2 separate regions of the Homo sapiens genome follow, and region 2 is linked to region 1. The links are chromatin loops, found by intact Hi-C in ENCODE. Cell type or tissue: heart right ventricle. All regions are shown on one strand.

Evidence for each region. Hi-C counts contacts between places; a loop is a spot of excess contacts. Peaks named below come from ENCODE experiments on the same cell type or tissue, not always from the same donor. Only the 100,000 strongest peaks of a DNase experiment are listed, where the experiment ranks them.
Region 2: a loop joins it to region 1, with 8 times the contacts of the local background. A loop is called at or near these places in 23 of 110 quality-filtered maps.

The regions. Positions count from the first base shown.
Region 1 is chr7:8,282,273-8,287,272 of GRCh38, forward strand. The region is part of intron 3 of ICA1-AS1 (ICA1 antisense RNA 1); the gene reads left to right. Among named protein-coding and RNA genes, the nearest start is that of ICA1-AS1, 23 kb to the left of the region's middle. In heart right ventricle, no CTCF peak of the experiment used is centred here; a DNase peak (open chromatin) is centred at 1,886; H3K27ac peaks cover 4,664 bases.
Region 2 is chr7:8,230,066-8,235,065 of GRCh38, forward strand. ICA1 (islet cell autoantigen 1) reads right to left here. Exons shown (of 14, transcript NM_001136020.3): 3 at 2,525-2,690. Among named protein-coding and RNA genes, the nearest start is that of ICA1, 30 kb to the right of the region's middle. In heart right ventricle, no CTCF peak of the experiment used is centred here; no DNase peak of the experiment used is centred here; H3K27ac peaks cover 3,248 bases.

The sequences.
Region 1 (5,000 bases):
TTTCTGGGTGGCCTTGACCTGCCAAAAGCTGCCTGTTTTGAGTGAGGCCGAAAGTGGGAAGTAGCTGTCCAGCTGGCTCAGGCTGCAAGGCAAGCAGCTCTGCCCTTTGGCCCTTGTGAGCAAATGGATTTGGTGCTGCTGAAATGGTGTGCAGCCCATTGGAGAGCTATATGGCATCCATGACAAGTGCCTACAAGAGCCATCGTAGAGGAGAACTTCTGTGTTTGGGAAAATGTGAAGACCCCTTTAGCAGATGACCCTTTATTTTGAAACATGACTCCTGACTTGTTCCTGGGCTCTGATAGAGACTGAAAGACCCAACTCTCTGGTGTAAGATGATCTCAGTACTTTGATACCTGACATGGAATGAGTGTTGTCTCAGGTACTTAGCCACAAAGTCAAGCATTCCCAACGGTAGTCCACATTGAGTGAACTGAAAAGGAAGAAAAAACTATGAGGCTGAGCCTGTGGAGAAGCCTAAAAACACAGATAAACGGTACAAGCAGGCAGTCGTATTCCTACTACATTACTTTTTCTTCCTATGCTTCATGGGAGTTTCCAGTGACTAGTGGTCCAATGAGAGAGTTCTTCACTGAGAGACCTAACTTGAACCTGGTGTACAAATGGCCTTGCACAATATGCTAGCCCCAGACAGGATGAGAGGAAGCGTTGCTGTCCTTCAGTGTGGCTGTGAAGTATAGTGGAGAAGGAAAATGCTCACAATAGTTGATTCTGAGCATGAATTTCATTGTCTACTTGACCTGGAAGGAAATATTGTCAACTTTATCTGAGGTCAGGATCTACACCAATTCCTGAGGTAATGATTTGCTCAGAGGTGATATTCAAAATATTTAACACATAAGACAATTGGAATCTATCACTGAAACTAGTCTTGAAGTCCAGTTTTGCCAGATGTTAACCCTTTGGTTTCTGAATTGTGGGGAGTCAGAGATGTCCCTGAGGGAGGGATCGATTGACTTGGGCAATGGTGGGGATACTGGGCAGGGGCTTGGAACAGGGCAATATTTTAGAGATGCTTAAAGCTGATGAGTACACAATGAGTCATTTTTAGTCCTGGTCTGATTAGACGGTCAGAGACTTAGAAGGATCAAGATTGGAGAACTGATGACAAGTAGGTTTTAAGGAAAGTTGATGCACCATTGAAAATGGGCCCAAAGTGTGAAAATATCTGGGTTAATGTGAGTCCTCACTGAGAAGCCATTATTGTAGAAGAGTTTGTGTATTAGTCCATTCTCATACTGCTATAAAGAAGTGCCCAGGACTGGGTAATTTATAAAGGAAAGAGGTTTAATTTACTCACAATTCCACATGGCTGGGGAGGCCTCAGGAAACTTACAATCATGGCTAAAGGGGAAGCAAACACATCCTTCTTCACGTGATGGCAGGAAGGAGAAGGATGAGAGCTGAACAAAGGGGGAAGCCCCTTATAAAACCATCAGATCTTGTGAGAACTTACTATCGTGAGAATAGCATGGGGAACACCATCCCCATGATTCAATTACCTCCCACAAGGTGCCTCCCATGACAGGTGGGGATTATGGGAACTACAATTCAAGATAAGATTTCAATGGGGACATAGCAAAACCATATCAGTTTGTTAATATCCAAGAGAACAAAGTGATTTCTTCTATGGGGGTCAGACATCCTCTGTTCCCAGTCAGTTTCTTGGCTTATGGATATAATAGCTGCTATTGCCAGAATGGAGGTAATTCTTGGGCCTAACAGCATAAATTTCCTTTTACCAGACGCATCTGTATATTGCTAGCAGCAGTGACTGTCACTGCACCTCTAGGGAACTTGGTCTGCTGGTAGTGGGAAAGTTATTTTAAGTTGGGAATGCTTCTTTATCATGGAGTGGCAGCAACTCATCCAGTGGCACTCATCCAGTGGCAGTACTGGAATAGTCTTTCTGAACTTGGATTTGCTTTCCCTGCTTACATACCACTAACACATCGGCAGGATTCTATATATGGCCTCTGACCAATGAACTCACCACTTGATAAGTAAGGCAATAGGCTAATAACTCACTGGCCTTACTGTATAAATATCCAATCATCCTCATGAAGCTATTGAAATGACCTATTGAAAACTTTGCCCTAGTGCCATTTGGAAAATAGCAGATGTGATATGGAGTGTTACGTTGTAAGATATAGAACATGAGCAGAAACAATGACTAATACATTGGTTATTACTTTCAGAGCCAAAACACAACCTAAGAATCTAGGGATGAAGGCACCTCTTACAATTATACTTATTCTCTCACTCTTAGAATTTTTGCTTTAATTTTTAAAAATTGTTCTCTTAACTCTTTTAGCCTAAGGAATTTAGTACCCAATGGAGGACTGCTTCAAGCAAGAGTTTTTGTTTGTTTGTTTGTTTGTTTTAAAAAAGTAGGTTTTATTGAATTGGCAGCTGAGATTGCCACCTGGAGATTTTGTATTCTTTATACAATCAGGGCAAAGATGCTTGGCAAGCTGAGGTGTTGGCTGAAAGCCAGGAGAACTTGGAGCAAACAGGGAAAGTACATATTTTATATGTCAGCAGCAGTCTCATGCGTTCTTGCAGAATGGAGGACAGTAGCCTTCCCCAGTATTTCCTTATTTGCTGCTAAGTATACTATTTATCTCACATTTCCTTTAAACATGAGAATTAAACAAATTTTCTTTTTCTTTCTCCCAGGGCTATATAATGTAATCTAAATATCAATTAAATCCACCATGTAGTTCATAGGCTGAAGAATACTGAGATGGGGTTGTGATAACTGAGAAGGAATGGACATAAGTCAGAGGTCATAGACTTGAAGGACAATGTCTCACCTCTGAGTGCAGTTGCTGGAAATGACTTTGCTTGTCTTCTATTGCCATTGTGTGATGATTGGTTGAATCATGTGTTATGGGTGTTTTTTTTTTGGTACAGGTAAAGAAAGATATGTATGTGAGTAAGCAAGCATGTGTGTATTCTGGGCAGCCAGAGGGTAGATTGTAGCAGATAGCTTTGGGGGTAGCTGTATGGCTATGGCTAAGCATGGCTCCTTTCTCAGAAGGATTATTTGTTTATATACAGACATAGCCCCAGGAGATCACATCTGTGCTCTGTGATTTTGTCTTCCTGGCCATAGCTGCTAGTCTGGGAGTTACCACCTATGTTCTTCATTTTGATGATTAACATTTGGCATGATGAGATAGAGAGATGGGAAGATGTGTAAACTCCTACTGAGGCCCTGGAGTGTCCCCATTTCTTGTCCTTTTGAGCCTTTGTTCCTCTCTTGCATTTTATGAAGTGCTCTATAATCCTTCTGATAACCTTCTCTCTTTGCCTAAATTAACCAGAGTTGTTTTACACTCTTTGCAACCAAAGAACATTAACAAATGTGGAAATTAAAGACTACTTAATATATATAGTGATCTTAGATGTGGTTCCTCAATTTTAACTAAAAATTATCAAGTATTTGTGAAGAAGAAAGCTACAAGAAGAAGACACCTGAGTTCATCTCTTCCTTCATGGGTTCTCCCCTTTCCCTTAATTCTTTGGTGGAAAAAACAGCATTACTGGAGTAATTAACATACATTTTTCTAGAATTAAAATTAGGAACTAGGGAGGGTGGCATGTGGAGGGAAAAAACCCAGCCATCTGGAATGAACGATTTTTTACAGGTAGCCTAGGTTAGCCAGGCTGGTGAGAAAACTAGGTCAGGAGGTGAAGACACATGGACCTGGAGTAATGGCAAGCATAGGATGAAAACATGCAGAACCTGGTTGAAGTTCTCCTGCACTAGCTTCCTCATATGTTGCCATTTCATCAGTCTTGCTGTCACTGGGACAAAGACACATGTTCTGGCAGCAGTGGATAGAGACCATGGAGAAACCTGCCAAATAAGCAAAATTATATATTGGTGGCTTCAGGCATATTATTCAACAATGTCACCTCATCTGCTTTTCTTAATTTTCTTAAAATTTTCTTAGAAAGAAACATTTAATAGGGACTTAAGAACGGAAGCCATGTCTGTGTCTCAGGCAGTGGCCAGACAAGATGGTAAGATGGTAGATCCCTGTCCTCTTTTCCTCTTTTCTTTTTTCCTTCCCTCCCCTCCCCTCTCCTCCCCTCCTCTCCCCTCCCCTCCCCTCCCCTCCCCTCCCCTCCCCTTCCTTTTTTTGTCAGGGTCTTGCTCTGCACCCCGGTGGAGTGCAGTGGTATGATCTCAGCTCATTGCAACCTCTGCCTCCTGGGTTCAAGTGATTCTCATACCTCAGCTTCCAGAGTAGCTGGGACTACAGGTGAGTACCACCACGCCTGGCTAATTTTTGTATTTTTAGCAGAGATGGGGTTTTGCCATGTTGACTAGGCTTGTCCTGAACTCCCGGCCTTAAGTGATCTGCCCGCCTCGGCCTCCTGAAGTTCTGGGATTACAGGTGTGAGCCCCCGCACCCGGCCTCTTTTCTTTATTTACTGGCCTTTCCAGGTTTTTGCCCATTGAAATATAATAGTCTTTATTGTATAATAATGCGGTGGTTCTCACACTTTAGTATTCCTAACAATTATCAGGGGGTTGGGTATGCGGTGATTCTTCTGTTTTGTTTATTTTATTTTTTTTAAGTTTTGAAGAACTTTTATTGCCAGTTTGTCTAAAAGGTCATTTACTCAAAATGGAACTGGGGTGACAACAGGCTATCAAGCCATGACCTGGAAACCAAAGAACAATTCAGCAGTTCCAGGCTATAAGGAGTTGGCTGGGTCCCAGCACCCTGTGGGGAGACCAGTGGCCACCTAACCTGAGCAGGAGGTCAGTGCAGGAGGCAGGAGGGCTTGTCAAAATGTATTATCCTGGGTCTGCACCAACAACAAACAACAAACAAACAAACAAACAAACAAAAACCTCATTTATTCATTTCAAGGTGGGACTCAGGAAGCTCTGCTTTTAGTAAGAACCAGGAGTGTCAAATGCATTTAGTCATTGGTTGAATGACCATATAAATTATTTT
Region 2 (5,000 bases), 52 kb before region 1:
ACATAATCATGCCCAAGGCAAGATAAGAAACATTTCCATCATCTAATCAGTCCACTCTGCTGTGGCACAGTGACTCTGGCAAGAAGACTTCTGTCAGCAGAGATTACTTTTGTCTGTTATTGTACTGAAGAGCTGTTTTTCAGAAAAGGATTTCATTAGCAAGCAACGTGGACAAATATTAAAACTCAGCGCAATATTTCTATATTAACTTTCCAACAGATTGCAATAGAATCTGACCAATATTATAGCTTGGAACACAAGTTTTCTGTGCCAGAAGAATAAAACTTCTTGGTTTATAAGTTAGCCTTCTATGGATAACTCAAGGTACGAACATCAAAGAGGTTTTCACATCATTTTTGTATATTTCATGGATGGAATCCATCCTCTCTATAAACATCAACATCAGTATTAACATTTCTGCAACAGAAACCTCTATCATGTGCTAAATTATTTGTCACAGCTAAGTACAATGGATGCTACATACCTAGGACAGCAGCTATTTTGATTAAGGTACATTTGGTTCAGCCAAAATATAATGTTTAATATATTTGTAATTAACATATTAAATTACCTTTTGAATAATGCATGTATTTACTAGGTTCTTAAGAAGAAAATACTATGAGATATAAAAAGCATATATGCTTATAATAATTTACACTGTACTTAGAATATAACAATCGAAACAGATGCTTCCTGGTTCTACTTTCCTCCATTGCAGAAATCTCCATTAGAACATCCTTGTCAAACCCAGTTTCTATTTCAAAATTTCCAATTGCAGAAGGAAAGGGCTGAGAACTGATATTAATTGCACTAACACATACCCTTATTCAGTTGGTACTTATTGAATGTGTATTCTATGTGTGGCTGGGGATACGTCGTGAATAGGCTAACATGGAATTTGATCTCATAGTGGAGGGAAGGTGGGCAAACAGATGAACACCTGAGATAATTCAATGAGAGATGAGTACTACGAATAAAATAAAACATGGCCAGGTGTTAGACAGTGAGCAGGGGTGGGGTAGGTGGGGAGCAGGGGTGGACAGGCAGTGACTCGAAACAGCGTGACCTTTAGGCTGAAACCTGAACTATGAGAAGGGAAGATGTGGGGAAACAGTGTCCAGGTGGAAGCCAGCAAATGCTCTGATGGGTGTGAACTTGGCTGGTTGTGGACTGAGAACTGAGACAAGGCCATCATAGCTGGCTGGTGGTGAGGGCAATGTAAGCGTGTGGGAGAGAGGAAATGCAGGATGGGGAGGCAGGGCCAGTGGGTCAGGAGCTTTGCTATGTACTAGAGATACCATATGGAATGCAGTCTAAATGGTTCCTGAGACATAAAACACACTCATAAACATTAATTATTAATAAACATTAGTCATGTTTATAAATATGTTAGTATAATATTTATAAACACTAATAAACCTTAGCCATCACTCTGTTACCTACTTTAATCTTGATAATAGCTGTAATAAGTAGGTATTAATATCTCTATTTCATGCATTAAGAAAACGAGGATATGAGAAACTGGGTATAGTTCTCCTAAAGTTACAGCAGATAGTAGGTACAATAGTAGCCCAGATCCATCTCACAGGGTTAGTCCTAACCTCAAAGGCAGCCCAGTTCTCACGGGGCAGCCTTAACATTACAAAGTTCTTCCTGGGTCTGGTCTACCCTCATGTGCTTAGAATCAATCTCATCCCTTTTCACATGACAGTAATTGACAACTAACATTTCCCCTTAACCCTCTCTGATGTAGAATAACTATGGTTTCCACCATTCTGGACACTCCGAAAACTTTTTGAAATCTTGGGCTTTTTTAGTCCCATTAAATGTTCAGTTCATTAACCTTAGTGTATATATTAAAATCTGAGTTCATTTTGAATCCTTATCAGACCATCTAAGATATTATTCCTCTCAGTGCCCTGTTATTTATAGAAATGATAGGTATGCTTTCAAAATTTTAATCTAAACTATTGGCAGAAATGTCCAGCAAGACAGGGAGTTAGTTAGTGGGCCTTCTTATATTAATATGCTAGATCAACCATATCTAAATCCAGCTTACTATATTGTTAACTAGTCTAACTAAATATCTCCTTATTCATTTTAGAATTTTCCAGGGTCCAATACAAAACTTATTAGACTCTACTTTCCACGACGTTTTACCTGAGTTCTTCTTTTAAAAAAATTTAACATTTGCCAGATTCTAGTGTTCTAAATCTGACTCCTCAGCTCTGACCAGCAAGCAGCAGCTCTTTGACTGCATTCCTTTTCCCAAGAAACGCTTACTGAGAATTTACCACAGGCAATACATGGCGACTATGTTCTTAAAATACAGAGTAACTGAGGCATGGTGGTTATGTGAGAATTTGCAGGTTTTAATAAATATGCTGGGATTGAGTTTACCTAATCCTAGATTTTCCTCATTTTCAAATACAAAGCACACCCAGCTCTGCCTCAGTGAGTATACTCTAGGACCTTGATCCTAGCAAGGTGGCTGTGTTGGGGCTGACAGCAATAAAGAGCTCACCTCTAGCTTGGCATCCAGGTCCGCGTCAGAGGCAACAACATGTTCATCTTCCTTCTTCCCTGTGGCTTTAATAAAGGCCTGCTTCGTCTCCCAATATTTCTGTTGCATCTTATTTACAACTGACTTATCTTGAGCATATCGATCCTGTAAGTCCCAGGGATAACTGCTAAAAACATTTAAAGAACTATTTTATTCACACCTTTCATAAAGATTAAGATATTTTAGTGTGAAATGATTTCTTTAAACATGACTTTCCATTATGCATTTACATTTACAACATTGATAAACGTATGAGCACTTTCTTATCTGGGTGTTACACCAAGGAAGTTCATCAACTCTTTCTGACTCAAAAACCTTAAAAGTCAGAGTGGAGAAATTTAGAATCTTTTGCAGGAAATAAAGAAACTAACCCTTGAAAAGAATGTAGATATAACAGACTAAGCACACCCCTTTTAGAGGTGGAGACAGTGAGATCAAGCCAGGCAGGGTGACTGGCCCAAGTTACCTCAGTGAGTCAGAGATAAAGCCAGACACCAACACACTCTCTCCACTCTAACACTACAGCCAACACTGAGGTGATGGCAGGAAAGCAGAGATAAGAGGCTGAAGAACAGCATGCCTAAGATCTGTTACAGAGAAATCTAAAATAGTCAAACTCACAGAAGCAGAGAGTAGAATGGCAGTTACGAGTGGCTAGAAGGTAGGAAGAAATGAGAAATTACTATTCAAGGTGCATAAGGTTTCAGTTATGCAAGATGAATAAGCTCTAGAGATCTGCTGTGTGACATGGTGCTTATTCTTGGTATTTTTTTTTTTTTTTTGAGATGGACTTTCACTCCTGTTGCCCAGACTGGAGTGCAGTGGCGTGATCTCAGCTCACTGCAGCCTCTGCCTTCCAGGTTCAAGCGATTCTCCTGCCTAGGCCTCCTGAGTAGCTGGGATTATAGGCACATGCTACCACGCCCAGCTACTTTTTGTATGTTTTTAGTACAGATGGGGTTTCACTATGTTGGCCAGGCTGGTCTCCAACTCCTGACCTCAGATGATCCGCCCTCCTCAGCCTCCCAAACTGCTGGGATTACAGATATGAGCCACCGCGCCCAGCCCCATGGTGCCTATTGTTAACAATACTGTATTGTGCACCTAAAATTTAAGACGGTTGACTTCATGTTAACTGTTCTTACCACAATAAAATAACAATAAAATAAATTTAAAATTGGTTGCAGGCTTCTGATGTTAAAAACTTTAAACTCTTCCATATAAATGCTTAAAATATAGATGAAAAGCCATTTTTCAGGAGGATCACAGTGAAGAGCAAATCAAAAAGTATGTGGAGAAAAAATTAGAAACTGGCCGGGCATGGTGGCTCATGCCTTTAATTCTAGCACTTTGGAAGGCCCAGGCAGGAGGACTGCTTGAGGCCAGGAGTTTCAGATCAGCCTGGGCAACATAGTAAAACCCCATCTCTACAAATAATTAGTCAGGTGTGGTGGCACAGGCCTATGACACAAAGCTACTCAGCAGACTGAAGTGGGTGGATTGTTCAAGTCCAGGAGTTTGAGGCTGCAGGGAGCCGTGATCACACCACTGCACTTCATCCTGGGATACGGGGCGAGACCCTGTCCCTCAAAAAAGAAAAAAGAGAAGAAAAAAGAGAAAAGAAACAAAAGTAATTGAAAATGAAATGGAATTGTGTAAAAGTGATTGGAGTACCCCAAATATGGCTGGAAAGTTTGCTGATGGAGTTCCATCCCTCCCCTTGCTTCGTCCACATCCTCTTTGGACCTAGAGTCCCTGCCCCAAAGGCTCCCCTGACCCCCCCAGGCAACTCTCCTCTGTGGAGATGTACTTTCCTCTACCCCATCCCATCACCACCCAAAATGTGCCAGGCTTGTGCTGAAACGTGAGTTTGTTTATATGACTATATCAAAATACCAGTATCTCAAAACCTACTTTCCTTCATTTACAATTTCATTAAGTTTACAATTTTCAATTTACACATTTATTCTTAAAAAGCCAGAAGGCATTTCTGATGACTTCCTTAACAATGGTTATCTTTGGAGAGAGAAGTAGGATTATGGGAGACTTTCATGGTCTACTTTATATCTTTCTGCATTATTTAAAAGTCGTATTATGAGCTCATATCAGAGAAAATAAGATAATGTATAAAACTTATGTAAAAGATAATCTCTCTATAGAATATGCACATTAAAAGGTTGGAAGGATACACTCCAAAGACTGATTATTTTAGGGGAATGGCATTCTCAAGAGTGGGCCATAGAATGGATTTCTTTGGCCGGGCGCGGTGGCTCATGCCTGTAATCCCAGCACTTTGGGAGGCTGAGGTGGGCAGATCATGAGGTCAAGAGATCGAGACCATCCTGGCCAACATGGTGAAACCCCGTCTGTACTAAAAATACAAAAATTAGCCAGGCGTGGTGGCACATGCCTGTAATCCCAGCTACTCGGGAGGCTG